3 separate regions of the Homo sapiens genome follow, and regions 1 and 2 are each linked to region 3. Evidence: chromatin loops called from intact Hi-C (ENCODE). Cell type or tissue: Caco-2. All regions are shown on one strand. Links, peaks and the distances in the headings refer to the core of each region. The heading gives the core; the rest is flanking DNA.

Region 1 (11,065 bases), core at 3,905-8,904, 74 kb after region 3:
AAACCCGGAAAACTTGAATCCCAGGGTGTTCAGATTTTGGTATAAGCTGATCTCCCAGGACCTACTTAGGCAGGATCTGGTGCCCAGGACAGAACCTGTTGACCTGGCACCATGGAGCTGGGAGGGGCTGTCACCATCTTTCTGGCACTCCGCTTGTCTTGCCTGCTCATCCTCATTGCCTGGAAACGAATGGATAAGGCAGGAAAGCTGCCCCCAGGTCCTACACCAATTCTTTTCCTGGGGCACCTGCTGCAAGTTCGAACTGATGCTACGTTTCAGTCTTTCATGAAGGTGAGTCTGTCTGTCTCCTTTAATAGGGCTAAAAGCAACTAATCCTATAGCCAGATTCACATAGAAACTTATGACTTCTAAAAGATAGACTCTCAGAAACACAGACTTTGCAAATCTTAGAATTCTGAAATTCCAGAATCCTAAAATGTTGGAAACACACATTCTCAGTGCATTGAAATAAGATTTTCATGATCTCAGGACTTTGGAATCACAGTACATTATATTTTTAAACACAGGATTCTTTGACTCAGCTTGTCTTAGCACTTTGAGACTTGGTATCATGAAGTCTTAAGATTCTAGAAATTTAACATTTCAGAGAGAGAAGTATGAATCTTGGAATTTATCGAATCCAGGTCCCTTATTTTGGAGATGCAGACAGTAACTCTTGTGGGAAGGGATGAGCTTTTGCCGAGAATGACAGAAGCCAAGACTTCCGTGCCTCTTTCCCAGTATTCCTTCCAAGCCCAGATTTACCTTGGTTCCTTAGTACCATGTTTATATCCCTCTAAAATCGCCATCCTCTAAAATCCTCAACTGGCCTATGCTTGGTACTCCAGTCAGCCCCTCCTCTTGTGTTTTCCTTCACTCCAAGCTCAGGGAGAAATACAGCCCTGTGTTCACTGTGTACATGGGTCCCGGCCAGTGGTGGTTTTATGTGGACACGAAGCAGTGAAGGAAGCCTTGATAGACCAAGCGGATGAGTTCAGTGGCCGTGGAGAACTGGCTTCAATAAAGCAAAACTTCCAAGGTCATGGTAGGTAGCAACAACAACAAAAACAATAAAACCGGAAATGACTGCAATGCACTCCCTATATGCCAGGTTCTTTGGTAAGTAGTCCACATGACTTACTGTATTGACTCCCTTAGGAGAGCTGTTAACATTATACTAATGTTGTCAATGAAAAAGCTAAGATAGGCCAGGCATGGTGGCTCATGCCTGTAATCCCAGCACTTTGGGAGGTTGAGGCGGGCAGATCACCTGAAGTCAGGAGTTTGATACCAGCCTGGCCAACGTGGTGAAACCCCGTTTCTACTAAAAATTTAAAAAAAAATTAGCTGGGCATAGTGGTGGGCACCTGTAATCCTAGCTGCTCAGGAGGCTGAGGCAGGAGAATCACTTGAACCCTGGAGGCGGAGGTTATAGTGAGCTGAGATTGCACCATTGTACTCCAGCTTGGGCAACAAGAGTGAAACTCTGTCTCAAAAAAAAAAAGAAAAAGCTAAGATAAAGGTTAGATAATGTCACACAGTAAGTGGTAGGATAATTTTATTTTGAGCCTATGCCATCTGACTCCAAACTGTTTTCTGTGTTATTTCTGCTCCTATTTTTAATGGATTAGTGAGATATATATATATATATATATATATATTTTTTTTTTTTTTTTTTTTTGAGACAGTTTCACTCTTGTTACCCAGGCTGGAGTGCAATGGCATGATCTTGGCTCACCACAACCTCTGCCTCCTGGGTTTAAGCCATTCTCCTGCCTCAGCCTCCTGAGCAGCTGGGATTACAGGCATGCGCCACCACGCCCGGCTAATTTTGTATTTTAAGTAGAGATGGGGTTTCTCTATGTTGGTCAAGCTGGTTTCGAACTCCCAACCTCAGGTGATCCACCTGCCTCAGCCTCCCATAGTGCTGGAATTACAGGTGTGAGCCACTGAGCCCGGGGGATTAGTGATATTCTTTATGCACCCATAGCCAACCCTCATACCCCTTATAGCTAACCTTATTTCTCATCTTCCTATACTTATACACATACCTAACCCATAGGTCTCTGCCTCCTTCACTTAGGTAGATCTCTTTCTCTCATGCATCCATCTCTAACTGCCCACATCCTTCAATTCCAAGGAGGCTCACCACATTCTGCCTATCAATCTATCTATCTATCTATCTATCTATCTATCTATCTATCTATCTATCCATCTATCTTTCTATTACCTTTTTTCTTCTGTCCATTGATCTATATTCATCAGAAAATCCATTCATTATTCTTTCTATAAAAATATCTTTCACTCTATTATCTATACTTCTGTCAATTAACTTTCTATTTATTCATCTAGTCATCATTCCTTCCATTCATTAATGCTTTCATCATTCATACATCTATCAATCTCTCTATCCACTCTCCAACTGTTATTCACTCAGTTATTTTTTTATTTATCCAGTTCCACCTCTGCTTCCTGTAAGAAACACTCTTTGATCTCCCCCTATCATTCCTGCACTGATTCCCTTTTCCTCCACCTGAGTCTGGACTTTTTTTTTTTCTTTCCCGAGGATCCTGCAGAGAGGGAACCTTACTCTCTTGATTGAGTCTTGAAGGTTGAGGATGGCTTCCTGGACAGCAGAGTCTAGAGCTTTCATAATCTTTCCCCATCACTGCCTAAGCACAGAGTTGAACACAGCAAGGGGAGGGAGGCAGAAGCCTGAGACTGAGATCTTGGCAGGTGTAGCTCTGGCCAATGGAGAACGATGGAGGATTCTCCGACGCTTCTCCCTGACCATCCTTCGGGACTTCGGGATGGGAAAGCAGAGCATTAAGGAGCGAATTCAGGAGGAGGCCAGCTACCTACTGGAGGAGTTCCAGAAGACCAAGGTATGAGGGCCACAAGGGGGAGGGCCACTAGGTGACTGGGTGGTTATGGAGCTCTCAGTCACGAGAAGATGGGCCTTGGCGGGAGAAAGCTCTGGAATGGAAGAAGAGGGAAAATATTAAGAATCCACTGAGATTTCTGGCAGCTTCCATATTAAGAGTTTACATGATCATGCCTGTAATCTCAGCACTTTGGGAGGCCAAGGCGGGCGGATCATGAGGTCAGGAGATCAAGACCATCCTGGCTAACATGGTGAAACCCTGTCTCTACTAAAAATACAAAAAAATTAGCTGGGTGTGGTGGCGGGCACCTGTAGTCCCAGCTACTCGGGAGGCTGAGGCAGGAGAATGGTGTGAACCTGGGAGGTGAAGCTTGCAGTGAGCGGAGATTGCACCACTGCACTCCAGCCTGGGCGACAGAGCGAGACTCCGTCTCAAAAAAAAAAAAAAAAGAGTTTACATGAGCTGGGCATGGTGGCACATGCCTGTAGTGTCAGCCGCCTGTGGGGCTGAGGCTGGAAGTTGCTTGAGCCCAGGAGTTCAAGGCTGCAGTGAGCTATGATCATGCCACTGCACTTCAGTATGGGAGACACAGTGAGACTCTATCTCTTAAAACAACAACAACAAAACAATTAACATGGAAGACCCTTAGAGACCACTTATCTAGAAACTTTCATCAGTGGATCTCAGGGTGGGTCTGTGAGCTCTCGATATCCTACACAGATTTTGGTGACATATGACTTTGTGACTCTTCTTGAAGAGAGTCTCAAATTTCATTCCATTTGTATATCTGTATTGTGGTAAAAAAAATACATAACATAAAATTTACCATATTCACCATTTTAAGTGTCCAGTTCAGTAGTGTTAAGTATATTCATGTTGTGAAAAAAATCTTTTGAACTTTTTTATCTTGCAAATGTGAAACTCTATACTCATTTCATTGTGTTTTTAAAGGAGTTCAGTTCCACCAAAAAATAAGGTCTAGAAACACTGGGGTCTATAGAGAAAAGACAGGCTGAAAACAAACAAACAAACAAACAAACAAACAAACAGAGAAAATTAGATAAGAGGTAGAAATAGAGACACATTTTCTCTACACCTGAGGCTCCTTGCCTGGTCTCTATGGGTGATTAACAGGTCTATATAAAAGCTTCAAATGCCCATGTACCCCAGAAATTATTCATAAAATTGTGTATTTGTGAATATGTGCATTATTCTAGAGAAATTGTTCCCAGATCTACTGATCTTGTTTTACGGAAGGTGTAGGTGAGGGCAAGGGAAGGATTTTGTTTTGTTTTGTTTTGAGACAGAGTCTTGCTCTTGTCACCCAGGCTGGAGTGCAATGGCATGATCTCAGCTCACTGCAACCTCCACCTCCCAGTTTCAAGCGATTCTCCTGCCTCAGCCTCCTGAGTAGCTGGTATTACAGGCACCTGCCACCATGCCCGGCTAATTGTTGTATTTTTAGTAGAGACGGGGTTTCGCCATGTTGGCCAGGCTGGTCTCCAACTCCTGACCTCATGATCTGCCTGCCTCAGCCTCCCAAAGTGCTGGGATTACAGGCGTGAGCCACCGCGCCCAGCCCGGAAGGATTTTTTAAATTGCCTAAATGGAATTATCGGTAGAACTAGACAGAATTCAGGAACTTTTATAATGTGTCCCTTATCCCACTTTTCTCCAAATATGAGTCTCTAACATCAACACATTTAAGTAATAATAATAAAAAATAATGATTAAGCTCAACTAGCTTTTCTTGAGTGCTTACTGTATGCCAGGCATTGTGCTAATTATTTTATATGGATAATGATACTGAATCCTCATGACTCTTCACCCTTTAGAACTTCAGGACGTGGAAACACAAAATCCCCGACTTTGGGAGGTCATTTAACTTAATCTTCTACTTGGTGTCTGCGGCCTGTGGCTGCTGTAACAAATTACCAGGAACTTAGTCATCTAAAACAACACAAATGTATTATCCTTCTGTTCTGAATTTCAGAAGTTCAAATAGGCTTTCACTAGCTGACACCAACGGACCATCTGATTCTCTGCCTTTTCGGGGTGTTAAAGCTGTACTCCTTGTAATCCTGGGTTCACGACTCTGTCCTCCATCTTCAAAGCCAGCAGCGTAGCTTCTTCAAGCCTCTGTTTGCTTCTGGCATCACATCTTTTATTCTTTTTCATTATTTTGGAGAGTCTTCCTCTCTTGCCCACGCTGTGGTGCAGTGGCGTGATGTCAGCTCATGCAACCTCTGCCTTCTGGGTTCAAGTGATTCTCCTGCCTCAGCCTCCTGAGTAGCTGGGATTACAGGCATGTGCCACCACACCCAGCTGATTTTGTATTTTTAGTAGAGACAGGGTTTCACCATGTTGGCTAGGCTGGTCTCAAACTCCTGACCTCAGGTAATCCACCCTCCTTGGCCTCCCAAAATGCTGGAATTACAGGTATGAGCCACTGCGCCTAGCCTCACATCTTTTTTTTCAAACTCCGATTCTCCCGCCTCTCTTTTATACAGACACACAATATTATATTGAAGGCCAATCTTGACAACCCAGGCTAATCTCTTCATCCCAAGATTCTTAATTTACTGGCATTTTCAAAGTCTCTCTTGTGTTTTTGTTACCCTTGTATACATAGCCTTCCAGGCATTAGGTTTTAGAGACTTGGAGGTGGTTATCTTTGATGGACATTATCGAGCCAACTGCCCTGCCAAAGTTAAATAGAATCCGTCTCCAATCACTTCTGATCTGGTCCATTTGGGTAACTTTAGTAATGAGGAACTCACTACTTGCTTAAGGAAAATTCCCAGTTTTGGCCCCTCTCCTTAATAATGCAATTCAAAACAAGCCAAAGGATTTCTCCTGGTGCAGATGAGAGATGCTAACACACTTCCACTCAAATGTTTCTAGTGTCACCTCCATTGTCTGAGTTGTCTTTCACTGGTCTAAATAATCAGGCCGGGTGCAGTGGCTCACGCCTGTAATCCCAACACTTTGGGAGGCAGAGATGGGCAAATCGCTTGAGGCCAGGACTTCGAGACCAGCCTGGCCAATATGGTGAAACCCTTTCTCTACTAAAAATGCAAAAATTAGCCAGGTATGGTAGCGCAAACCTGTAATCCCAGCTACTTGGGGGACTGAGGCATGAGAATCGTTTGATCCCAGGAGGCAAAGGTTGCAGTGAGCCAAGATTGCACTACTGCACTCCAGCCTGGGGTACAGAGAAAGACTCCGTCTCAAAAAAAAAAAAAAAAAAAAGAAAAGAAAATCAAATATTTATTGGATGCTTCTATGTGCCAAGCACTGTCCTAGTTCCTTGCCTTGCATACCAGACTTTATGTAATGTTTACAACTCTATGACCTTGTCCAAACAGCACACTCATTTTGAAGATGATGAAACAAGTTCAGAAGGTGAAGTCACTCATCCCTAAAGTGCAGAGGAGTAACTCCAGCAGTGGTGATCTTAATCAGTCACATAACCGCTTGTCATTTGTGTCAATCCTGTCCTAGTCACCTAGCATGCCTCTTTCCCATTCTTTAAAAAACCCATGTATGAGAGCCAAGCTGGGACCATGGCTTTTTGGTTCTTTTAAGTAAAGACCAAATGTCCTGGCAGCGTTCAAGACTCCAAGCTGCCTGTCTCCCGATGTCTGATGAGTAATTGAGCATCACCAGTGTGTCAGTTGTTAAGTTAAAGAAGCGACCAAACAGGCCTGGTGTGGTGGCTCACGCCTATAATCCCAGCACTTTGGGAGGTTGAGGTGGGTGGATCACGAGGTCAGGAGTTTGAGACCAGCTTGACCAACATGGTGAAACCCTGTCTCTATTAAAAATACAAAAATTAACTGGGCCGGTGGCAGGTGCCTGTAATCCCAGTTACTCTGGAGGCTGAGGAGAGAGAATCACTTGAACCCAGGAGGCGGAGGTTGCAGTCAGCCGAGATTGTGCCATTGCACTCCAGCCTGGGTGACAGGCTGTCAAAAAAAAAAAAAAAAAGAAGGGAGCAAACATGCATGGCTTGCATCTGAGATCTCTTTCTGCTGGAGCTTGGAATGCATGATTTGCCCTGGCTTCCCTAACAAAAACACCTGTTTTATTTTGTTTTGTTTTGTTTTGTGCCCTTGTCCGCTATATTTTCTGGCCCCTTCCAGCTAAGATTCACGAAGAGATTAACCAGGTGATTGGACCACACCGGCTCCCAAGGGTGGATGACCGGGTCAAGATGCCCTACACAGATGTCGTTATCCATGAAATACAGAGACTGGTAGACATCGTGCCCATGGGTGTCCCCCACAACATCATCCAGGACACTCAGTTTCGAGGTTACCTTCTGCCCAAGGTGGGGTTGCACCCTCATTGCCTCCCTTCCACTGCACTCCTCTCTCTCCCTGGTTCCCTACCTCTGTAGCCCAACACTGATTTCTCCTAACTGCCCTCATTTTCACCCCAGGGCACAGACGTATTTCCCCTGCTTGGCTCTGTCCTCAAAGACCCCAAATACTTCCGCTACCCAGATGCCTTCTATCCCCAGCACTTTCTGGATGAGCAGGGCCGCTTCAAGAAGAATGAAGCCTTTGTGCCTTTTTCCTCTGGTAGGTTTCTCTGGTCTGACTTCCTCCAGGCATGTGCTAAATCCACCCCCAAGCCACTGGTCTGTATTTGAAGTTCAAGTCACAGTGTGAATTTGAAGGTTATATCATAGAACCATAAAGTTTTAGAATCCCAGAATTAGTAAATATTAGGATGTTTGACTCTGATAATTAGAAAAAAAAAGTTGGGATGGTAATAGCACTAAACAGGGCATAAACCAACTGGCTGGCTGTTAAGAACAAAATAAGACATATTTTCTATTTTTCCAGCCAGATAGTCTCTGAACCTTTGCCATTGATCAATGAAAGCAGCCATAGACAATATGTAAATGAATGAGCATGTGTGTGAGCCTGAAAAACTGTTTACGGACACTGAAATTTGAATTTTGTTTTATCTTCATATATCACAAAAGAGTCTTTTTTCCCCAACCATTTTAAAATGCCAAAAGCATCCTAGTTTGCAGGCTGTATGAACACAAGCAGCAGGGCAAATTTGCCCAACAGACACTCATTTGCCTACTCATGTCATAAAATCTTTATGCAGCAACATTTTAAGTGTATGTTGGCATGGCACAGTGGCTCATGCCTGTAATCCCAGCACTTTGGGAGGCCGAGGCAGGTGGATCACTTGAGGCCAGGTGTTCGAGACCAGCCTGGCCAACATGGTGAAACCCTGTCTCTACTAAAAATACAAAAATTAGCCAGGCGTGGTGACAGGCGCCTGTAATCCCAGCTACCCAGGAGGCTGAGGCACAAAAATCACTTGAACCCGGGAGGTGTAGGTTGCAGTGAGCCGAGATCATGCCACTGGACTCCAGCCTGGGTGACAGAGTACGACCCTGTCTCAAACAAACAAAAAACAACAACCAAAAGTGTATGTCATTTGGAACCTGGAGTCAGGACAGTGGTTGGGAATCTGGACTCCACTCCATCATTTAGAAATGGTGGGGTCTTGGGTGAGTCACTTCAGCCCCCATCTGTGAAACAGAGATTAATCCCTCCAAACAATTGGAAGAGTGGCTTATAAACAGTAAGTGTTATTACGGGTGAGTTTTCACTTTTTTTCCTCACCAGTGTCTGGCACCTAATAGGCATTTGACAAACCCTTGAGGAACTGAAATGAACACAACCTTGAAACTCATGGATCCTATAGAACCATTCCGTCTTGGAACGGGATGGAATCCCAGCCATCAGAGAAGTAGCAGGTCCTAGCTGAGCACTAACTATAGATACCCACTAAGCCTGTGTAACACCCCTTTATAAAGCAGTCACAGTCATGAGCCCTGATGTGCGGATGAGGCAGCTGAGGCCCAGTGGGGTGGTCAGTCCAGACACCCCTGGCACCCCCATGACCTGTGCAGGTGCAACCCTTCCTTCTGCCCTCCCCTGTGCCTGCAGGAAAGCGCATCTGCTTGGGCGAGGCCATGGCCCGCATGGAACTCTTTCTCTACTTCACCTCCACCCTTCAGAACTTCTCTCTATGCTCGCTGGTGCCACTTGTGGACATCGATATCACCCCCAAGCTCTCAGGCTTTGGCAACATCACCCCGACCTATGAGCTCTGCCTTGTGGCCCGCTGAGCCACACCTCCTGCGGGGCAAGGAGGAAGTGGTGAAGAATGCAGCTCTCCTCTCGTGTTCAGGAGCACCCCCTCTTCCTCATCTTACTAATCCTCAAGCATCCCTAAGAGGAGGCACTATGATTACAGAGTCAGCCAGGGTCACCTGAGAATGTACAGCTGCGTGTCTTCCTCTCCCGTAGAAGAGCAACGCCCTGTGCAAGATTTGCACCTCTGCCTGCAGGTTTCATGGTCACATGGTCACCGTTGCTTAGGTTTCTGGCTGCATCAAATTATTACTGCAGTCCCTGTGTCTTCATGTTGTCCCTTTTTGTGTGTGCTCTGATTTTGACCAAAATGTAGTCTAAAATCCTTTCTCCTTGGTTCTCATCTTTACCCACCAGCCCCCGAAAAGTGAACAAAGACCTCAAGTCTGTTGAGCGTAGCAAGTTTATTGAGTATGGTGTGTGACAGCGATGTAGGGCACAGCCAACAGCTTGAAATGTCTTTCTTGACTTGTTATGAGTTATAGTTTCTGCCAGCTGCTCTCCAGTGACTTCCCCTGGGTAAAATGCCCCATCCTCACCCATCTTGCTGACTCATTACCTTTCTCCGCCATCATCTCTTCTTCTAATCTTCCTTTCCAGTTGCTCTCAGCACAACTCCCAATTCCAAATACTCCCCAGTCCGTTTGTTTGTTTGGAGATGGAGTCTCACTCTGTGGCCCAGGCTGGAGTGCAGTGGCACCATCTAGGCTCACTGCAACCTCTGCCTCCTGGGTTCAAGGGATTTTCATGCCTCAGCCTCCCGAGTAGCTGAGATTACAGGCACGTGCCACTGCATCTGGCTAATTTTTGTAATTTTAGTAGAGATGGGTTTTCGCCATGTTGCCCAGGCTGGTCTTGAAATCCTGACCTCAAGCCATCCACCCACCTTGGCCTCCCAAAGTGCTAGGATTACAGGCATAAGCCAACGTGCTCGGCCTCCCCACTCCATTTTTGAGGATAGCTCAGTTATCCCCAGCTTCTATCATTCCCTTTCCAGACTCCATTAACTGACAAAAACGTTCCCTCTTTTTCATTTATTCAGCCAATATTTACTGAATACCCAACAAGTGCCAGCGTAGTCTTCAGGGACTTGGGATCCATCAGTAAGCAAAACAGACAAAAACTCCTGCCTTCAGGGAGCTAACATTCTAGTAAGGAAGGTGGACAATAAAGCATACATGAAACAAATATGCAAATGACATACTGCATTAGAAAAGCAAGGCTGGTAAGTGGGATATGCATTCTGTGATTGGAATTGCAAATGGATGGTTAGGGGTGGTTTCACAAGGTGATGGGGCAACAAGCTATGAAGATATCTGGGAAGGGAGTGTTCCTGGCAGAAAGATTAACCAACAGCAGTGGCCGGGCGTGGTGGCTCATGCCTGTAATCCCGGCACTTCGGGAGGCCGAGGTGGTCGGATCGCCTGAGGTCAAGAGTTTGAGACCACCCTGGCCAATATGGTGAAACGTATGTCTCTACTAAAAATACAAAAATTAGCTGGGCGTGGTGGCAGGTGCCTGAATCCCAGCTACTTGGGAGGCTGAGACAGAGAATTGCTTGAACCCGGGAAGCAGAGGTTGCAGTGAGCTGAGATTGTGTCATTACACTCCAGCCCAGGTGACAGTGTGAGACTCTGTCTCAAAAAACAAAGCAACAAACAAACCAGCAGAGTCCTAAGGCAGGAGGCTGTGTGCATCCAGGAATCCACAGGGAGCAGGTGTAGCTCGCATGGAGGAGGAAGACAGAGTAGGAGTGAAGGAAACGAGGCCAGGGAGGCGATGGGGACCAGACTGTGTGGGGTCTTGTGGGCCAAGGTGAGGTCTTGGCTTTTACCCTGAGAGTGATTGAGGTATTTGGAGGGATGGTGAGCAGAGGATGACATGTACAGACATATTTTACAGGGCTCACACTAGCTATCATATGATGGATACAAAAGCCAAGACCTATTAGCAGGCTACTGCAACTGGTGGTGTTGACTCAGACCCAGCAGC
Region 2 (11,065 bases), core at 2,552-7,551, 98 kb after region 3:
AATGGATAAATTCCTGGACACATACACCCTCCCAAGACTAAACCAGGAGGAAGTTGAATCCCTGAATAGACCAATAACAGGCTCTGAAATTGAGGCAATAATTAATTGCCTACCAACCAAAAAAGTCCAGGACCAGAGAGATTCACAGCTGAATTCTAACAGAGGTACAAGGAGGAGCTGGTAACATTCCTTCTGAAACTATTCCAATCAATAGAAAAAGAGGGAATCCTCCCTAACTCATTTTATGAGGCCAGCATCATCCTGATACCAAAGTCTGGCAGAGACAGAACAAAAAAAGAGACTTTTAGGCCAATATGCCTGATGAACATTGATGCAAAAATCCTCAATAAAATACTGGCAAACCGAATCCAGCAGCACATCAAAAAGCTTATCCACCACGATCAAGTGGGCTTCATCCCTGGGATGCAAGGTGGGTTCAACATACACAAATCAATAAATGTAATCCAGCATATAAACAGAACCAAAGACAAAAACCACATGATTATCTCAATAGATGCAGAAAACGCCTTTGACAAAATTCAACAGCCCTTTATGCTAAAACTCTCAATAAATTAGGTATTGACGGGATGTATCTCAAAATAATAAGAGCTATTTATGACAACCCCACAGCCAATATCATACCGAATGGGCAAAAACTGGAAGCATTCCTTTTGAAAACTGGCACAAGACAGGGATGCCCTCTCTCACCACTCCTATTCAACATAGTGTTGGAAGTTCTGGCCAGGGCAATCAGGCAGGAGAAAGAAATAAAGGGTATTCAATTAGGAAAAGAAGTCAAATTGTCCCTGTTTGCAGATGACATGATTGTGTTAGAAAACCCCACTGTCTCAGCCCCAAATCTCCTTAAGCTGATAAGCAACTTCAGCAAAGTCTCAGGATACAAAATCAATGTGCAAAAATCACAAGCATTCTTATACAACAATAAGAGACAAACAGAGAGCCAAATCATGAGTGAACTCCCATTCACAATTGCTTCAAAGAGAATAAAATACCTAGGAATCCAACTTACAAGGGATGTGAAGGACCTCTTCAAGGAGAACTACAAACCACTGCTCAACTAAATAAAAAAGACACAAACAAATGGAAGAACATTCCATGCTCATGGATTGCAGTAATCAATATCATGCAAATGGCCATACTGCCCAAGGTAATTTATAGATTCAGTGCCATCCCCATCAAGCTACCAATGACTTTCTTCACAGAATTGGAAACAACTACTTTAAATTTCATATGGAATCAAAAAAGAGCCCACATTGCCAAGTCAATCCTAAGCCAAAAGAACAAAGCTGGAGGCATCATGCTACCTGACTTCAAACTATACTTCAAGGCTATAGTAACCAAAACAGCATGGTAGTGGTACCAACACAGAGATATAGACCAACAGAACAGGACAGAGCCGTCAGAAATAATACCACACATCTACAACCGTATGATCTTTGACAAACCTGACAAAAACAAACAATGGGGAAAGGATTCCCTATTTAATAAGTGGTGCTGGGAAAACTGGCTAGCCATATGTAGAAAGCTGAAACTGGATCGCTTCCTTACATCTTATACAAAAATTAATTCAAGATGGATTAAAGACTTAAATGTTAGACCTAAAACCATAAAAACCCTAGAAGAAAACCTAGGCAATACCATTCAGGACATAGGCATGGGCAAGGACTTCATGTCTAAAACACCACAAGCAATGGCAACAAAAGGCAAAATGGACAAATGGGCTCCAATTAAATTAAAGAGCTTCTGCACAGCAAGAGAAACTACCATCAGAGTGAATAGGCAACCTACAGAATGGGAGAAAATTTTTGCAATCTACTCATCTGACCAAGGGCTAATATTCAGAACCTACAAAGAACTCAAACAAAATTACAAGAGAAAAACAAACAACCCAGTCGAAAAGTGGGTGAAGTTCCCCTTCCTGTGTCCATGTGTTCTCATTGTTCAATTCCCGCCTATGAGCGAGAACATGCAGTGTTTGGTTTTTTGTCCTTGCGATAGTTTGCTGAGAATGATGGTTTCCAGCTTCATCCCTGTCCCTACAAAGGACATGAACTCATCATGTGGGGTGGGGGGAGGGGGGAGGGATAGCATTAGGAGATATACCTAATGTTAAATGATGAGTTGATGGGTGCAGCACACCAACATGTCATATGTATACATATGTAACAAACCTGCACGTTGTGCACATGTACCCTAAAATTTAAAGTATAATAAAAAAAGTGGGTGAAGATATGAACAGATACTTCTGAAAATAAGACATTTATGCAGCCAACAGACACATGAAAAAATGCTCATCATCACTGGCCATCAGAGAAACACAAATTGAAACCACAATGAGATACCATCTCACACCAGTTAGAATGGTGATCATTAAAAAGTCAGGAAACAACAGGTGCTGGAGAGGATGTGGAGAAATAGGAACACTTTTACACTGTTGGTGGGACTGTAAACTCGTTCAACCATTGTGGAAGACAGTGTGGTGATTCCTCAGGGATCTAGAACGAGAAATACCATTTGACCCAGCCATCCCATTACTGGGTATATACCCAAAGGATTATAAATCATGCTGCTATAAAGACACATGCACACCTATGTTTATTGTGGCACTATTCACAATAGCAAAGACTTGGAACCAACCCAAATGTCCATCAATGATAGACTGGATTAAGAAAATATGGCACATATACACCATGGGGAGGGATAGCATTAGGAGATATACCTAATGTAAATGACGAGTTAATGGGTGCAGCACACCAACATGGCGCATGTATACATATGTAACAAACCTGCACGTTGTGCACATGTACCCTAGAACTTAAAGTATATATATAAGAAGAAATAGAGAAAGTACATGCTTTCTCTATACACTTACATGCTGTATGTAAGTGTCATACAGAGGTATGCTCTGTAAGACACTTACCTCAGCATATACAGTTAAACCCTTTTTCTATGTGGTTATTGAGAATTTGACTAGTGGTGTTAATTATGGGTAGCCACCGGTACTGATCAGTACTTTTTGTTTATTCCTATTTTTCCAGGAACCATTTGTTTTACACATTGTTCTCTGTATTACTCATATTTACCCAGAGAGAAAAATATATCACTATAATTTGTAAAATTCATATGTTTAATGGAAGGAGCAAAACTGTTCTCCACTTATTACAATTATTTTTGAAACATAAAAAAAGTTGTGAAGATTTCATCTTAATATGGACATTTATCTGTTCTCAAATAATACTTTTATAATTTCTTATGCCTGTCTTTAGTATCTTAATCCTGTTATCTTCAGAAGCTAAGGATGTGTGTCACCTCAGGACCTCTGTGATAATTGTGTTAACTGTACAAATTGATTGTAAAACATGTATGTTTGAACAATATGAAATCAGTGCACCTTGAAAAAGAACAGAATAATAGTGATTTTTATGGAACAAGGGAAGACAAACATAACGTCTGACTGCCTGTGGGGTCAGGCAAAAAGAGCCATATTTTTCTTCTTTCTTTCTTCTTGCAGAGGGCCTATAAATGGACGTGCAAGTAGGAAACATATTGCTAAATTCTTTTCCTAGCAAAGAATATTAATATTAATACCCTGGTAAAAGTATGCGTTCCTGGGGGGAGGTCTATAAATGGCTGCTCTGGGAATGTCTGCCTTGTACAGTTGAGATAAGGACCGAGATAAACCTTGGTCTCCTGCAGAACCCTCATGCTTACTAGGGTTGGGAAAACTTAACCCTGGTAAATTTGTGGTCAGACTGGTTGTCTGCTCTTGAACCCTGTTTTCTGTTATTTAAGATGTTTATCAAGACAATATGTGCACCGCTGAGCATAGACGCTTATCAGTGGTTCTGCTTTTGCCCTTTGCCTTATGATCTTTGTTGGACCCTTATCAGTGGTTCTGCTTTTGCCTTTTGTCCTGTGATCTTTGTTGGACCCTTATCAGTGGTTCTGCTTTTTGCTCTTTGAAGCATGTGATCTTTGTACCTACTCTCTGTTCTTACACCCCCTCCCCTTTTGAAACCCTTAATAAAAGCTTGCTGGTCTGAGACGCAGGTGAGCATCATGGTCCTACCAATATGTGATGTCACCCCTGGTGGCCCAGATGTAAAATTCCTCTCTTTGTACTGTCTCTCTTTATTTCTCAGCTGGCCAACACTTATGGAAAATAGAAAGAACCTATGTTGAAATATTGAGGGTGGGTTCTCCCAATAATAATACAGACATGAAAAACATTTGATGGAAATCCAACATCCATTCCTGATTAAAAATTATCAGCAAGCTAGAAATAAACAGAATTTCTTACCCTGACTAAAGGCATCTACAAAAATATCTGCAGCCAACATCATACTTAAAGGTGAAAGACTTGATGCTTTCCCTCTAAGATTGGGAGCAAGTAAAGAATGGCGGTTCTTACCACTCTGATTCAAAATCGCGCTGGAGGTTCTATCTATTATTCCACTCTCTAGGTCCATGTGTACACATTGTGTAGCACCCACTTACGAATGAGAACATGTGATACTTTCTGTGCCTGGCTTATTTCACTTAAGATAATCACCTCCAGTTGTATCCATGTGGCTATAAAAGACAAGACTTTATTCCTTTTTATGGCTAAATAGTATTCAATGGTGTATATATACCACATTTTATTTAACCATTCATCTGTTGATTCCCTATCTTTGCTATTGTAAATAGGATTTGGACCACATTTCAAGTACTTAATTAGTGGCCACATGCAGCAAGTTACTACCATATTGGACAATGTAGCCTCAACCCACTATATGACCTTGGGTAAGACTTGCAAACTGTCACTGCTTCAATCTCTCCATCTATAAAATGGGGATGGCAACAATACCTCCCTAAAAGGGTAAAGACTGAGTCACTGTGTGTAAAGCACTTCATGCCTCCCCACTGGTGCTTCACCCTGGGGCTGGAATGAGCACCCAATCTTAGCGTCAGATGACACAGCACAGCAGGACCCTGGTCCTTGGGTCAGAAAAGTCCATGCTGGCACCTCTCCAGTGTCAGGAAAGTACAGCTTCCACCTCATAAAAATCAGGATTGTTTATCTTATCCTCCTGGGTCAAAGTAACTTCTGGGCTCAGGGTAAACACTGAGTCACTGTGTGTAAAGCACTTCACGCCTCCCCACTGGTGCTTCACCCTGGGGCTGGAATGAGGACCCGATCTTAGTGTCAGATGACACAGCACAGCAAGACCCAGGTCGTTGGGTCAGAAAAGTCCATGCTGCCTCCTCTCCCCGGTCAGGAAAGTACAGCTTCCACCTCTTAAAAGTCAGGATTGTTTGCTTCTCCTGGGTCAAAGTAACTTCTGGGCTCAGGGTAAACACTGAGTCACTGTGTGTAAAGCACTTCACGCCTCCCCATCGGTGCTTCACGCTGGGGCTGGAATGAGGACTCAATCTTAGTGTCAGATGACACAGCACAGCAAGACCCAGGTCCTTGGGTTGGACAGGTCTGTGCTGGCACCTCTCCAGGGTCAGGAAAGCACAGCTTCCACCTCTTAAAAATCAGGACTGTTTGTCTTCTCCTGCTGGGTCAAAGTAACTTCAGGGTCAGGATCCTGGATCCAGCAAAGAGTTTGGTTAACATTGCAAGAAAGATGTTGCCTCATGGTCAAAAGTCAGGCCTAGGATGAGACAGGCAGACACGGACACATTCACATCCAAATTGTGCAAATATGGACTGACCCTGTCAGAGGCTGTGTGGGTGCAGGCTCACAGTGAAGATAGAGACATATGGGAGTCCAGTAGACATCAATCAAACTGGACCCAGTTTCCACACACATGGAGCTCAAGAGTCTCCAGGGGGAAAACAGAGACATAAAGTTAGAGAGAGATAGAGCCAGAGAAATTTCCTGCACCAGGAAGATAGTTGGGAAGAACCCCCTCAGCGCTAGTTAGAGTGATCAGAAACCAAGGGGACCCGATCACTGCACCTGCCAGTCTCAGTTTCTGTCTCCCTCCAACTGACCACCTCTTCCTCTGAGACTCACTGGTTCTGCATTTCTTGCCCCTCCTTCTGTTTCTCCCATCACTTCCACCTATGGCTGTCACAGAAGGACTGATAAAGGAGGGGACACTGGAGATAGACCCTGAGCATTGAAGGCGGCCAGCCCCCCCACACCTGTGGGTATTTCTCATCAGGTTGGACGAGAGACTGAGAAAAGAAATAAGACACAGAGACAAAGTATAGAGAAAGAACAGTGGGCCCAGGGGACTAGCGCTCAGCATACGGAGGACCTGCACTGACGCCGGCCTCTGAGTTCACTCAGTATTTATTGATCATTATTTTTACTATCTTAGTGAGGGGAGTGTAGCAGGGCAACAGGTTGGGAGAAGGTCAGCACAGAAACATGTGAGCAAAGGAATCTGTATCATGAATAAGTTCAAGGAAACGTACTGTGCCCAGATGTGCACACAGGCTAGATTTATGTTTCTCTTTACCCAAACATCTTAGTTTAGCAAAGAGTAACAGAGCAGTATTGCTGCCAGCATATCTCGCTTCCAGCCACCGGGTGGTTTTCTCTTATCTCAATAGAATGAATGGGAATGGTCAGCTTTACACCAAGACATTGCATTCCCAGGGATGAGCAGGAGACAGAAGCCTTCCTCTTATCCCAACTGCAAAGAGGCCTCCCTCTTTCACTACTCCTCCTCAGCACAGACCCTTTATGGGTATTGGGCTGGGGGACAGTCAGGTCTTTCCCTTCCCATGAGGCCATATCTCAGGCTGTCTCAGTGGGGGGAAACCTTGGACAATACCCAGGCTTTCTTGGGCAGAGGTCCCTGTGGCTTTCCGCAGTGCATTCTGTCCCTGGTTAATCGAGAATGGAGAATGGTGATGACTTTTACCAGGCATACTGCAAACATATTGTTAACAAGGCACATCCCACACATTCCTAAATCCATTAAACCTTGATTCAATACAGCACATGTTTCTGTGAGCACAGGGTTGGGGCTAAAGTTACAGCTTAACGCATCTCAAAGCAGAAACAATTTTTCTTAGTACAGATCAAAATGGAGTTTCTTATATCTTCCTTTTCTACATAGACACAGTAACAATCTGATCTCTCTTTCTTTTCCCCACAAGCGTCTGCAGGCTTCCAAAGAGAGGGGCTAGGAGATGCACCAACACAGAAGCACAAATACACCAGCACACACAGATACACACAATTGGTTCACATATTGCTAGGTTACAGTTTGCTATGCGACAAAGGCAGTGGACCAGATTTGATTGAATTGAACAATTCCTTCTTTTCATCAGCTTCTCAATTTTTTTTTTGAGACAGAGTATTGCTCTGTCACCCAGGCTAGTGTGCAGTGGCATAATCCTGGCTCACTGCAGCCTCCACCTCCCAGGTTCAAGTGACTCTCTTGCCTCAGCCTCCCGAGTAGCTGGAATTAAAGGTGCCCACCACCACGCCCGGCTAATTTTTGTATTTTTAGTAGAGACGGGGTTTTGCCATGTTGGCCAGGCTGGTCTCGAACTCCTAACCTCAAGTGATCTGCCCACCTTAGCTTCCCAAAGTGCTGGGATTACAGGTGTGAGCCACTGCACCCAGCCAGCCTCCCAATTTTGAACACACACTACCACCACCTCCACAACACACAAATGTAAATGCACTTTCATATATGAAACTGTATAAATACAAGGAAGCTCCACACGTGCAAGGATATACACATAAGCACCCCCAGATTCAACCACAGAAACACACGCCTGCACATTTGCATAAATACAAACACCACTTTACATATAAAAATCATATAAGCACATACACGGATGCAAGCAAGCATGGAGAAATGCACGGAAGCATAAACAAACAGACAAAGCTAAGTAAAAAAGTGTGCATGCTCACCTGTGCTTACAAAAATACACATACTCATACACAAACACCCACACGTTCACATGCTTAGGTGGACTTTGATATCTCTACCACTGTATCCCTGCCAACATCTAGAGAGTGGATAAGGGATAGGCATTAGGTCGCTGGGTTGCCTAAGCAGGAAGTCTGGGTTCCCTAACACCTTTTTCTAAGCTAATGCTCCTTGACGATAATGAGAAAGGAGGCGGGGAATGGATGAAGTTTCATAACTGAGTGAAGAGGCAGGTTCAGGATAAAAGGCCCAGTTAGAGGCTGCAGTGGGGTGCAGGGCAGTCAGACTGGAACCATGGAGCTCAGCGTCCTCCTCTTCCTTGCACTCCTCACAGGCCTCTTGCTACTCCTGGTTCAGCGTCACCCTAACTCCCATGGCACCCTCCCACCAGGGCCCCGCCCTCTGCCCCTTTTGGGGAACCTTCTGCAGATGGACAGAAGAGGCCTACTCAAATCCTTTCTGAGGGTAAGACACAGACGAATGGGGTCTGAGGGTGGGCTGCTTCTTGTCTCTGTACTTGGGGATCCTTCACCAAACAGAATGAGGCAGACTTCCAGAGTCAGGGGTGGCACGGGGATGGTTGGTGAGTACAGAGCATAGTGAAGCATGATGGGTGGTAGTATTAGGAGAAAAACATCAGTCAAATTAAATTTAGCAGAGTTTATTTGAGCAAAGAAGTGACTCATGAATCGGACAACTCCCTAAACCAGGAGAGACACCACACGGCAGTATGGGCAAGCAGTATTCACAGGCAGAAAAAGGAGGTGACATACAGAAACAGCCTGGCTGGCCACAGATCACAGCTTGCCTTACTTGGTCACAGTCTGAGGAGCTAGCAGCCTGTGGTGGACTGAAAGCCCAGCTGCTCTGATTAGCCAACATTTGGCTACTTGTCGCAAGAATCTATTCATCTGGGCCGGGTGCAGTGGCTCACGCCTGTAATCCCAGCACTTTGGGAGGCCAAGGCGGTGGATCACCTGAGGTCGGGAGTTTGAGACCAGCCTCGCCATCATGGGGAAACTGTGTCTCTATTAAAAATACAAAAATTAGCTGGGCATGGTGGTGTGTGCCTGTAATCCCAGCTACCCAGGAGGCTGAGGCAGGAGAATCACTTGAATCCAGGAGGCGAAGGTTGCAGTGAGCAGAGATGGTGCCACTGCACTCCAGCCTGGGCGACAGAGCAAGAGTCCATCTCAAAAAAATAAAAATAAAAAAAAGAAGAATATACTCCCTCCCAAGTTAGGTTGCAGTTCACTCTATGCAGAGAGAACTTTATGTCAAATTTAATTTAATTAAACAATTCTCCCCTTTTGATGAGCCTCAAAATTTTGAGATTGACCAAAACCTTGGGCATCAACATTACTTCTGTCACCATCATAATGGACTTGTTTGCTCTCAGTATGGAATTCACAATGGACAATGTCAAAGTAGTTGAGTGATTCTTTGTTTTCTTCATGTTTTTGTTATTCATACTGTAATGAAGCCATTGGATGTACAAAGAATGGCTGCATATGAGCATTTAAGACTCTCTCTCTTTTTTTTTTTTTTTTGAGACAGGGTCTCACTCTGTCACCCAGGCTGGAGTGCTGTGGCATGATCATGTCTCACTGCAGCCTTTACCTCCCAAGGCTCAGGTGATCCTCCGCCTCAGCCCCCCGAGTAGCTGGAACTATAGGTGCATGCCACCACGCCCAGCTACTTTTTGTATTTTTTGTAGAGACAGGGTTTTACCATGTTGCCCAGACTGGTCTCAAACTCCTGGGCTCAAGCAATCCACCTGCCTCGGCCTCCCAAAGTGCTAGCCATTGCACAGGTGTGAGCCATTGCACCCGGCCAAGACTCTCAAGAAAATACAACACATCAGGGAGACTGTTATGATGGCTCTCAGGAGGGTAATACAAAGAAAATGAAGTCTGTACCTTACCGGGAGTCTCCATGAACCAAACTGATCAAAATCGAATAATTCAAAGCTCAGGCAATAAAGATAGTTCAATAGTATTAGAGTCCAATTGGTCATATACTTTGTTCAGAGCACAATGGTGATTAAGGACTAGAGCTTGCTATAAAATAACTTGATTTACAGAGGCATTTGTTTTTGTAGTTCACCTGGTAACACATGTCATAGTACCTTGGAGACCCACTAGAAGAAACATTAAGAGTAGAAAACCTTGTGATAGGCTTGCTGTATTAGTCCATTCTCACAGTTATAAAGAAATACTTGACACTGGGTAATTTATAAGGAAAAGGGATGTAACTGACTCACAGTTCCACATGGCTGGGGAGGCCCCAGGAAACTTACAATCATGGTAGAAGTTGAGGGAGAAGGAGGAAACTTACATTCATGGTGGAAGGTGAAGGAGAAGCAAGTACCTTCTTCACAAGGTGGCAGGAGAGAGAGAGAGAGAGAGAGCCAAGGGGGAAGAGCCTCTTATAAAACCATCAGATCTTGTGAGAACTCACTCACTATCACAAGAACAGCATGGGGGAAACTGCCCCCAGGATCCAATTACCTCCTAGCAGGTTCTTCCCTCCACATCTGAGGATTACAATTCAAGATGAGATTTGGGTGAGGACACAGAACCAAACCATATCACTTGCCATCACCATTCAGGATGCTTGCAAATCAACTGTTACCTGCACCCGTAAATACATATCTTCTTTTTCCCCTGAGAATTTTCCTTAGTGTATTTGGTGGCAGTGTCTAGAGAAACAGCATTGTCAGCCACATTTTAAATTAAGTTATATGTACTAGTAAATTCACGGGAAAGATAAGAACAATATTTGGTTTTGTTCAGCACCATACACAAGCCTCCAAGATGGGCAAAGAGGAGATCTAAAACTGCATGATGTTCCATTAAGCGTTTTTGTTTAATACAATGTTCTCATCCTCCTTTTGGAGAGTGGCTTCTACCCATCTGAACTCCTTGGAGGTTCAATTGGCTACATAATCCAAGATGTCCCTTAATGTATAAATTAGCCTCAGATTCCATACAACTGTCACCCCAATATCACCAAAAGTGAGCACCCAGGGACTCCATTGGAACCTTTTCTCTGCAGAAACCAACTTATCTTCATCGACTTTGAGGTTGATAGTAATTTCAGTTATTGACTGTTTTGGCTTTTAACTGTGGGAGGTATTAGGGAACTCTCAAGG
Region 3 (11,065 bases), core at 3,687-8,686:
AGAAAAAGAAGTGCAGTGTCTGTAGCCTCAGAGTCTGAATTTAGATACCAGCTCTGCCTGTTTCTGTGTGATCTTGGGCAACTCACTTCACCTCTCTGAGCCTCAGTTTGCTCATCTGTAAAAATGTGGTAATACTGCTTTGTGGCCAGGTGTGGTGGCTCATGCCTGTAATCCCAGTGCTTTGGGGGGATGAGGTGGGAGGATCGCTTTAGGTCAGGAGTTCAAGACCAGCCTAGGCAACATTGCAAGACCCTGTCTCTACTAAAGATTAAAAAAAAAAAAGTTAGCCAGGCACGGTGACTGTAGTCCCAGCTATTTGGTGATCTGAAGCAGAAGCAGGAGGATCAGTTGAACCCAGAAGTTCAAGGTTGCAGTGAGCCTTGAATTGTGCCATTGCACTCCAGCCTGGGCAACAAGAGGGAGACCCTGGCTATAAAAGAAATAAACAGGGTAGGTGCGGTTGCCGGTGGCTCACGCCTCTAATTCCAGCACTTTGGGAGGCTGAGGTGGGCGGATCACAAGGTCAGGAGATTGAGACCATCCTGGCTAACAGGGTGAAACTCTTGTTTCTACTAAAAATACAAAAAATTAGCCGGGCGTGGTGGCGCACGCCTGTAGTCCCAGCTACTCAGGAGGCTGAGGCAGGAGAATCACGTGAACCAGGGAGGCGGAGGTTGCAGTGAGCCAAGATCGCACCACTGCACTCCAGCCTGGGTGACAGAGCGAGACTCTGTCTCAAAAAAAAAAAAAAAAAGGAAAGAAAAAAGAAACAAAAGCCCCCAAAACAAACCAGAGCAAAGTAGGGAGACTTAAATGAGGCATTCAGAACAGTGTGCAAATAGGGAGTGTCATTTAGTGTCAGTGCTTGTTCCATCTTAGCCTCACTTTGCCCTGCTTTCCCCATCTCTCTGCAGTGCCCTGCATCTCTTGCATATTCTCTCTGATATCTCTCTGCTGTCATCTTCTTCTTGATATCTCTCTGCTGTCTTCTTCTTTTTCTTTCTTACTTTTTTTTTTTTTGGGGGGGGTCTCACTCCTGTCTCCCAGGCGGGAATGCAGTGGCACAATGATAGTCCATTGCAGCCTCGACCTCCCAGACTCAAGAAATCCTCCTGCCCCACTTTTTGACTTTTTTGTAGAGTCAGGCCTCACTCTGTTGTCCAGGCTGGTCTCAAACTCCTGGGTTCAAGCGATCCTCCCGCCTCGGCCTCCCAAAGTGCTGGGATTACAGGTGTGAGCCACTTCGCCTGGTCCTGCTATCTTTTTCTCTGTCTTGGTTTCTCTGCCTCACTGGCTTCAGGTCCTCGCAGCCTTTACCTTCAAGCCTGTCTCCAGGATACAATTTGTCCCACCCTAGCCACCCTAAAGGTGAGGGCAAAACTAGCCAGTGTCTCCATCTCTGCAGCCAGCTCCCTTCTCCCCATCCTAAATGACTCTCATTCTCACTTTAATTCAGCCAAGACTGGTTTGAATCTATTACAATGTACTAAGAAATGATACAAAAAGCCCAGAAAAGGGCGTGCCATAGAACAAGCTCTGTGGGTACAAAAAGACATGCCACATCTGCCTCTGCCCTGCAGACGGGGTACAGATTGGAGGGATGGGGGAAGGGCACGCGGCAGGCACAGCATGCAGGGAAGACAGCGTGACTGCCAGAGGGATGGAGGCAGACCGTGGACCAAGAAGGGGACGTAGCAACCCACATGGGTGGGCCTCATCGCTCACAGGCGAATCTGGAAGGGCCGGGGCGTTAGCGCGGGTGCAGGCACAGCTGGAAAGGCCGCGGCAAATTGCCAAGACCTGAGCTGAGCGGGGTCAGGTCGATGTCCTCGGGCGCACCCAGCGGCTGCAGCGAAAAGCTCTGCAGGATGGCGGTGAGGTACAGAAAGAGCTCCATGCGCGCCAGCGACTCTCCCAGGCACAGACGGTGCCCTGCAGGGGTGGCAGGATGGGGAGCGGTGGTGAGATAAGATGAGGTTAGAGGCTGCAACCCCACATTCCCAGAGGAAAACATAAGAGGAAAGGAAGACAGCAGCTGGGGACGTCACAGATTCACCCATGTAAAGATGTGGGAAAGATGCTTTAAACTGTGGAGCGGAATGACCTGGGCTGCTTGGGTTCGAATCCCGGTGCTGTCACTACTAGTTTTGTGATCCTGGACAAACCACACTTTCTGGGTATTTAAAATGGGGATATGAAGACTGGGCGCGCTGGCTTAGGCCTGTAATCCCAGCACTTTCGGAGGCCGAGGCAAGAGGATCTCTTGAGCCCAGGAGTTTGAGAGCAGCCTGGGCAACACAGCAAGATCCCATCTCTATAAAAAATTTAAAAAAAAATGTGCAAGGTGGCACATGCCTGCAGTCCCAGCTGCTTGGGAGGCTGAGGCGAGGGGATCACTTGAGCCCAGGAGATCAAGGCTGCAGTGAGCCATGATCGTGCCACTGCCCTCCAGCCTGGGTGAGAGCAAGACCCTGTCTCAGAAAGAAAAATAAAAGGAGGGATAGTAATAGTGCCTCATGAGGCTGCTGTGAATGGTAAACACAGGGAAAGCAGTGAGGCTGTAAGTAGCTCACCATGGGCCATGCCCTACTCTAAGCATTACATCACAATTAATTCTAACAACTCCAAGAGGCAGGCCTTAGTATTATCTCCATTTTATAGATGTGGACATTGAGGTACAGAGAAGTGAAGTAACATACCCAAGGCAACACAGCTAGGGGGTGACAGATGGGATGCAAACCCTGCTGGAATCTGGGCTGCACATTCCCAGCGGAAAACATAAGCTCTTAGCTGGGCTCTTGTAGAGGCAGCACTTGACGCACAGTAGGCAATATGGTAAGTTACCTATTATTATGCCAGTTGTTTTTTCTTTTCCTGCTACTGAGTAAAGAGGGAAGTATTTTTCAGCAGGGTAAAGAGGAAAGCCAAAAAACAAAACAAAACAAAAACCCTAGAACCACCTCAACTGCGCCACCCAGTGGAGAGGTAGACAATGACCACTCCCAAGTTCAATTATTATTTTTTCTTTTAAACATTTTATATATTTTTTATTTTTGGCTAGTCAGTATTTTTTATTTTAGAGAAAGGATCTCGCTCTGTCGCCCAGACTGGGGTGCAGTGGCATGATCATACTCACTGTAACCTCAAACTCCTGAGCTCAAGTGATCATCCCACCTCAGCCTCCCAAGTAGCTGGGACCGCAGATGCACACCACACCACATCTAGGTAATTTAAAAATTTTCAGTAGAGAAAGGGTCTTGCCATGTTGTCCAGGCTGGTCTTGAACTCCTGGCCTCAAGCGATCCTCCCACCTCAGCCTCCCAAAGTGCTGGGATTACAGGCATGAGCCGATGAACCTGGCCCAAGTTAAATAATAATTATTATAATTATTATTTATTTATTTTTTTGAGACGGAGTTTTGCTCTTGTTGCCCAGGCTGGAGTGCAATGGCGCGATCTCGGCCCACTGCAAGCTCCATCTCCTGGATTCAAGTGATTCTCCTGCCTCAGCCTCCAGAGGAGCTGGGATTACAGGCATGTGCCACCATTTCCTGCCTAATTTTTTTTCTTTTTTTTTTTTTTTTGAGATGGAGTCTCACTCTGTCGCCCAGGCTGGAGTGCAGTGGTGCGGTCTCTGCTCACTGCAAGGCCCGCCTCCCAGGTTCACGCCATTCTCCTGCCTCAGCCTCCCGAGTAGCTGGGACTACAGGAGCCCACCACCATCCCCGGCTAATTTTTTTGTATTTTTAGTAGAGATGGTGTTTCATCGTGTTAGCTAGGATGGTCTCGATCTCCTGACCTTCTGATCTGCCCGCCTTGGCCTCCCAAAGTGCTGGTATTACAGGCGTGCATTCCTGGCTAGTTTTGTATTTTTAGTAGAGACAGGGTTTCACCATGTTGGTCAGGCTAATCTTGGACTCCTGACCTCAGGTGACCTGCCCGCCTAGATCTCCCAAAGTGCTGGGATTACAGGTGTGAGTAACTGCCCCTGGCTGTTAAATTATTATCATTATTTTTTTTGAGACAGAGTCTCGCTTTGTTGCCGAGGCTGGAGTACAATGGTGCAATCTCGGCTCGCCGCAACCTCCGGCTCCCGGGTTCAAGTGATTTTCCTGTTTCTCCTCAGGAGTAGCTGGGACTATGGGCGCCCACCACCACACCCGGCTAATTTTTGTATTTTAAGCAGAGACAGGGTTTCACCATATTGGTCAGGCTGGTCTCGAACTCCTGACCTCAGGCGATCCACCCACCTCAGCCTCCCAAAGTGCTGGGATTACAGGTGTGAGTCACCATGCCCAGTCCCAAGTTAAATTATTAATCAACCTCCCCACCTTGCTTCACGAGGATTTTAGTCACTACTTGCCTATAGGAGCAGAGTTGAGAGGAGGAATGAATGTCTCTGTGCATCCAAAGCTGAGAATGGGTGGAAGGAAGGAGTGAGCGGATTTGGCAAGTGGAATTAGGATGAGGAATGTAGGTAGAAATTGGGCCAGAAAGACTCTGATTCCTGCCCTCACCAGCTGAGAAGGGCATGAAGGCTGGACTCTTCTTGAAGGACTGATTGGCATCCAAAAAATGCTCGGGGTTGAACTCCTGGGGCGTCAGGAACTGGCTGGGGTCGTAGTGGACGGTGTTAAGGAGGGTGATGACATCGGTGCCCTGTGTGGGTGAGGAGGTGGACTTAGCAGTGTAGGAGGGCTGGGAGGCTCCCAAACTCCTTTCCATTGTATTGGGCTGGGTGTCCTGGGGACTTGATAAGGGGTGGGTATAGGTGGGTATAGGACTCAATCGGGGGCCAAGGAAATATGTGTGGGTGTCTAGGGTTCCAAGTGATGGGTGCTATATGCTGTATTATTGGGGACTTTGGCAGGGATGTGGGAAACCCCCACCCTTTGTGGGAGCAGATGTGGGGTTTCTGGGGAAAAGGAGGGGTCCCTGAGAATAGCGTTTAGGCCCAGGGATCCTCCAGATGAAGTTCCACACCCCAGGGCTTCCAGGGAGGGGTTCTAGGAAGGGGATTTGTCACGGTGAAGGGGTCTAGTCCAGTATGATATGAGATGGGGTCCTGGCAAAGGCCTGAGCTTCTGGATTTAAGGGTCTGAGATGTCTGTAGCTAGGGCTTGGGATGCCAGTTGCTAAGGCCTGGGGTGTTGATTGCTAGTGCCTGGGATACTGCTTGCGAGCTGCAAGAGCCTGGGATGCCTCCTCTTAGGTTGCCTGATGTCGTTTGCCAGGCCTAGCGCACCTTGGGTATCAGGAAGCCGTGAAAGGCCGTGTCCCTAGTGATGCGGTGCGGCAAGTTCATGGGGATGATGTCTGCAAAGCGCTGCACCTCGTGGATCACCATGTCTGTGTAAGGCATGGCCGCGCGGTCCTTCAGCGCTGGCAGCCGCACGTGTCCCACCACAAGGTTGATCTCCTCCTGCACGTGGGCTGGAGGGGAAGGGGGAAGTGGGGTGGAGGGTATCAAACCAGGCTGGGAAGAGGTGTGTCCGTATGTGGGGAGGGGTCTAGTCAAAGCCTCCCAGCGCTGGGCGCCACTGCTGGGGCGTATGTGAGAATTAGCTAGAGCTGGCCGGGCGCGGTGGCTCATGCCTATAATCCCAGCACTTGGGAGGCTGAGGTGGATGGATCACTTGAGCCCGGGAGTTTGAGACTGTAGGGAAAAGAAAGAGAGATCAGACTGTTACTGTGTCTATGTAGAAAAGGAAGACATACGAAACTCCATTTTGATCTGTACTAAGAAAATTACTTTGCCTTGAGATGCTGTTAATCTGTAACTTTAGCCCCAACCCTGTGCTCAGAAACACGTGCTGTATGGAATCAAGGTTTAAGGGATCTAGGGCTGTGCAGGTTGTGCCTTGTTAACAATATGTTTACAGGCAGTATGCTTGGTAAATGTCATCGCCATTCTCCATTCTTGGGCACAGTGTACTGCGGAAAGCTGCAGGGACCTCTGCCCAAGAAAGCCTGGGTATTGTCCAAGGTTTCCTCCAACTGAGACAGCCTGAGATATGGCCTTGTGGGAAGGGAAAGACCTGACCATCCCCCAGCCTGACACCAGTAAATGGCCTGTGCTGAGGAGGATTAGTAAAAGAGGAAGGCCTCTTGCGGTTGAGATAAGAGGAAGGCCTCCATCCCTTGCATGTCCCTGGTAATGGAATGTCTCAGTGTAAAACCCGATCATACATTCCTTCTGTTCTGAGATAGGAGAAAACCACCCTGTGGCTGGAGGTGAGCTATGCTGGTGGCAATGCTGCTCTGTTACTCTTTGCTACACTGAGATATTTGGGTGGAGAGAAGCATAAATCTGGCCTACCTACACATCTGGGCACAGTACCTTCCCTTGGACTTATTTGTAACCTGGATTCCTTTGCTCACATGTTTTCCTGCTGACCTTCTCCCCACTATCACCCTGTTCTCCTGCCGCATTCCCCTAGCCGAGATAGTGAAAATAGTAATCAATAAATACTGAGGGAACTCAGAGACTGGGGCTAGTGCAGTTCCTCCGTATGCTGAGCACTGGTCCCCTGGGCCCGCTGTTCTTTCTCTATACTTTGTCTCTGTGCCTTATTTCTTTTCTCAGTCTCTTGTCCCACCTGATGAGAAATACCCACAGGTGTGAAGGGGCTGGCCCCCTTCAGAGACCAGCCTGGGCAACATGGTGAAACTCCATCTCTAAAACAAAATAGAAAAATTAGCTGGGCATGGTGGCGCACACCTATGGTCCCAGCTACTCAGGAGGCTGAGGCAGGAGAATTGCTTGAACCTGGGAGGCGGTGGTTGCAGTGAGCCGGGATTGGGCCACTGCACTCCAGCCTGGGTGACAGAGCGAGACTCCATCTCAAAAAAAAAAAAAAGGAAAAAAAAAAAAGAGTTAGCCAGGGCCTGGGAGGAAGTGGGTCAGTGAGGGCGAAAGGTTGGCTTGTGCAAGGGCCTGGGCGTTGGGTTGTGTGGGTGGGGCTTCAGGGAGGGAGGCCTGGAATCCAGGACCTGATGGGATTTCAGGAGCAGTTTCGGGACCCTACTTGCTGGACGGTGGATCGAGTGGGTGGACTGTGTGGGAGGGCTGGAGATCAGAGGCAGAGCAGGGGTTATACCCAGAGGTGGAGCTTGGGGAGGTGGAGTAGCAGACAGAGCTCCGTGTGTGGGCCAGGCTGTGTGGGAAAGGTAGGGTTCCCTGGCAAGTGGGTGGCTGGGGCTCTGGGGCAGAGTTCTGGGAGGACTGTTAGCTGGGCTCTGAAGCCAGCATGCAGTGGTGGACACGGTGGGCACAAAGCAAGACTAAGCAGGTGGAGGCGGGAGCGGTGGCTCACACCTGTAACCCCAGCACTTTGGGAGGCCGAGGTGAGAGGATTGCTTGAGCCCAGGAGTTGGAGACCAGCCAGGGCAACACAGCAAGGCTCTGTCTGTACAAAAAATAAAAAATTAGCTGAGTGTATTGAGTGTGGTGGTGCACGTCTGTACTCTCAGCTATTGATAAGGCGGAGGTGGGAAGATCGCTTGAGCCCGAGGTCGGGGCTGCAGTGAGCTGTGATTGTGCCACTGTACGCCTGGGCGACAGAGTGACTCTGTCTCAAAAACAAACAAAAAACTAAGCAGAGCTGGGTGCAGTGGCTCACGCCTGTAATCCCAGCACTTTGGGAGGCCGAGGTGGGTGGATCACTTGAGGCCAGGAGTTTGAGACCAGCCTGGCCAACTTGGTGAAACCCTGTCTCTACTAAAAATACAAAAATTAGCTGGATGTGGTGGTGTGCACCTGTAATCCCAGCTACTTGGGAGGCTGAGGCAGGAGAAATGCCTTGGACTCAGGGGGCAGAAGTTGCAGTGAGCCAACCGAGATCATGCCACTGCACTCCAGCCTGGGTGACAGAGCGAGACTCTGTCTCCAAAAAACAAAACAAAAACAAAAAAACCAACAATTAAGCGGGTGGGATCTGGGTCGGGATTCAGGCAGGCTGCGTGGACCTCGTGGGCCACGTGGTGGGATTGGCCTCCGTGTGGGTTTGTGGGTTTGGCTGTGGAATCCTGGTGCCAGCAGGAGGCTATATCAGACCTGGGAGGCGGGACTGGAGGTGGGGTCGTGGTTCCCTGCTCTGGGGTGAGGCTGGAACACATGGGCACCTCCACGCTGCTGTGTGGGTGGGCCTCACCTTGAACTTTCGGGTACTTCATGAATGCCAGGAAGGCGTGGCGCAGCGTGGTGCCCACCGTCTCGGTGCCGCCAAAGAGCAGGTTATGTGTGGTCATCAGCAGGGTATCCATGTGGAAGTGGCTCAGCGGGTCCTCCTTCTTCTGCCGTGGTAGAGGGGTGGGGATATGAGCCAGGGATGGAGACCCCTTCACTCTAGACCAGTACAACTGCTGCTGGGGGCCCATTCAGTCCCAGCTGGGTTTAACTTTCTTTCCCTGGGAGAGCTGGGGAACGCAGAAGGGCAGGGCAGGGAAAATCTCAGCTGCAGGGCCTACAATTAACTTCTTGGATAGAGCTTGAATGACTTCTTGTTTTTTTAAAAAATACATTTTATGTATGTATGTATGTATGTATGTGTGTATGTATGTATGTATGTGTGTGTATGTGTGTATGTATGTATGTGTGTATGTATGTCTGTATGTGTGTATGTATGTATGTGTGTATGTATGCATGTGTGTATGTGTGTATGTATGTGTATGTGTGTGTATGTATGTGTGCATGTATGTGTGTATGTGTGTATGTATGTATGATGTATGTATGTGTGTATGTGTGTATGTATGTATGTATGTGTGTGTGTATGTATGTGTGTATGTATGTGTTGTAGAGACTGGGTCTTACTATATTGTCCAGGCTGGTCTCGAACTCCTGGACTCAAGCGATCCTCCTGCCTCGGCCTCCCAAAGTGCTGGGATAACAAGCCTGAGCAACTGCCCCCTCCGCCCTGCCCCACCTCCTTTGATGACTTCTTAATGAGCTGTAAGTTGGCGGTGGCTGCGAGTGGCTCCTGGCTCCAGCCCAGCTGGGCCAGATGCTTCAGCTTCTCCAGGGAGAAGGTCCCCCAACCCTGCCCCATCTGGGGTCCCTGTGGGTTTGAGGCAGGGGCAGCAGGAGAATTTCAGGTCAGACTAGAGGTGGGATTTCCAGGTAGGGATTACCTCTGCCATCTTGGTGAGGAAGCAGTGGATGAAGTCCCGGGGAGATCTGGGGTCTAGCGAGGCCTGGTGGTCGTGGACGCTGTGGGCGATGAGGTCTCTCAGGCACTTGAAGTTCTGGAAGATGCGTTGGTGCGGCCCAGGCACCCAGTTCAGGAGGCTCGGGAAGATGTCGTACAACTGGGGACCAGACAGAGTAGGAGGGTTTTGGAGGAGGACGAAGGGTGTTCAGGGGCGAATGGGGTCAGTGTGGATTAGGTAGGCAGGGACAGGGTCTCAAAGGGCAGCCAGGTCCGGGGTGGGGGTTGGGGCTGAGGGGGAGTGGGAAGGAGGCAGTGGCGGCCATAAATGCTCAGTGGAGGGGAGTGGGCGTGGCCGTGTAACTCTGGGTGGGGTCAGATGGGAGGGGGCGGGCCCTGGGCGGGCCATTCACAGCCCTTTCCCCGCCCACTGTTTCCTCTCCATTCCTAGATCCTGCGGACCCCACACCCTGCCCCTGCTGGACTCAGTTGGCTGACCTCGCCCCAGGGGCTGCTCATGATTTGAAAGTTGTCATTGATAAGGCGGATAATGGTGAGCAGACGCTCATCATCATAGTCGAAGCGGCTGCCGAAGAGCACGGAACAGATAATGTTGGACCGTGAGCGACTCAGCACAAACGTGGGGTCAAAGGGCTCGCCTGAGGGTGAAGAATGGAATGGGTCAGGAAGACGCGATGTGCAGCACACCAGACCTCATGCAGCAACACCATTAATTTGCACAACATCCGACTCAACCATGGCAACGTGTCTTACGGTGCAAACACGGGCACATGGTCACAACATGCTGCTTAACAACACCCCAAAAGCATCTGTCAATGCCACAGACAGCACCGAACCCACAGCTTCCTGCAGCACATCGACAGCAACAACGCCCAACCACAGAACAGGTTGGCAACACACACACAGCACGCGACATAGCACAAGGCAATCATCAGGCATCACGGAACACAACAACACAGGGCAACAGAACACCCAGCAAATACGATCACAGTACATGCCAACACACGACACGCAGTGACCTAATAGCCAGCCCGGAAACATCCCAAGACACGGTAACCACACACCAACACGTAATGCCAGCATACCGCTACATAATCCTGCCACACAACACACGCTAGTACACAGCAACCCAGCAGACAGCACAGAACACACGATGTGGCATCACAACACATACAGTCAAGGCAGCAGAACAAAGGACACACTATGCAGCAACGCAACAACGTTGGCAGCCAGCAGATGACACAATGCAAAATCACATGCAGTGCCTGACAACTCTACAATCTCACCCAGAAATATCTCAACACAACACGTAGCATCTGGCCGTCCAACAGCTGAACAGACCATAGTAAATACTGAACAACACATTTCTTTCTTTCCTTTTTTCGAGATGAAATCTCGCTCCGTCGCCCATGCTGGAGTGCGGTGGCACGATCTCAGTTCACTGCAACGTCTGCCTCCCAGGTTCAAGAGATTCTCCTGCCTCAGCCTCCCAATGAGCTGAGATCACACCCGGCTAATTTTTTTGTATTTTTAGTAGAGATGGGGATTCACCATGTTGTCCAGACTGGTCTCGAACTCCTGACCTCAAGTGATGTGCCCACCTTGGCTTCCCAAAGTGCTAAGATTATAGGCATGAGCCACCGCGCCTGGTCTAGTTTTTGTATTTTTTGTAGATACAGGGTTTCACCATGTCGCCCAGGCCGGTTTCGAATTCCTGAGCTCAAGTGATCCACCACCTTGGCCTCCCAAAGTGCTAGGATTACAGGCGTGAGCCACCATGCCCGGCCAAAACAGCATATTTCAACACAGCACCCAGGACACAATAGCACAGCCCAAAAAACCAGATCTGGAGTTAGATGGACGCGGTTTGAATCCTCGTTGGTCTCTTAGCCTTGGTGT

Evidence for each region. Hi-C counts contacts between places; a loop is a spot of excess contacts. Peaks named below come from ENCODE experiments on the same cell type or tissue, not always from the same donor. Only the 100,000 strongest peaks of a DNase experiment are listed, where the experiment ranks them.
Region 1: it touches region 3 in a loop (10-fold over the local background); 3 of 110 quality-filtered maps call a loop at or near these places.
Region 2: it touches region 3 in a loop (10-fold over the local background); 2 of 110 quality-filtered maps call a loop at or near these places.

Annotation. Positions count from the first base shown.
Region 1 is chr19:40,891,108-40,902,172 of GRCh38, forward strand. It overlaps the pseudogene CYP2G1P. Among named protein-coding and RNA genes, the nearest start is that of CYP2A7, 14 kb to the left of the region's middle. RefSeq lists an enhancer at 6,157-6,451. In Caco-2, for the core only: no CTCF peak of the experiment used is centred there; a DNase peak (open chromatin) is centred at 6,234.
Region 2 is chr19:40,916,068-40,927,132 of GRCh38, forward strand. It overlaps the pseudogene CYP2B7P. Among named protein-coding and RNA genes, the nearest start is that of CYP2A7, 39 kb to the left of the region's middle. RefSeq lists a silencer at 4,985-5,255. In Caco-2, for the core only: no CTCF peak of the experiment used is centred there; DNase peaks (open chromatin) are centred at 3,774, 3,894, 5,284 and 6,554.
Region 3 is chr19:40,816,968-40,828,032 of GRCh38, forward strand. It overlaps the pseudogene CYP2F2P. Among named protein-coding and RNA genes, the nearest start is that of EGLN2, 23 kb to the left of the region's middle. RefSeq lists enhancers at 1,547-1,756, 9,415-9,916, 9,917-10,416. In Caco-2, for the core only: no CTCF peak of the experiment used is centred there; DNase peaks (open chromatin) are centred at 3,924, 6,104 and 6,964.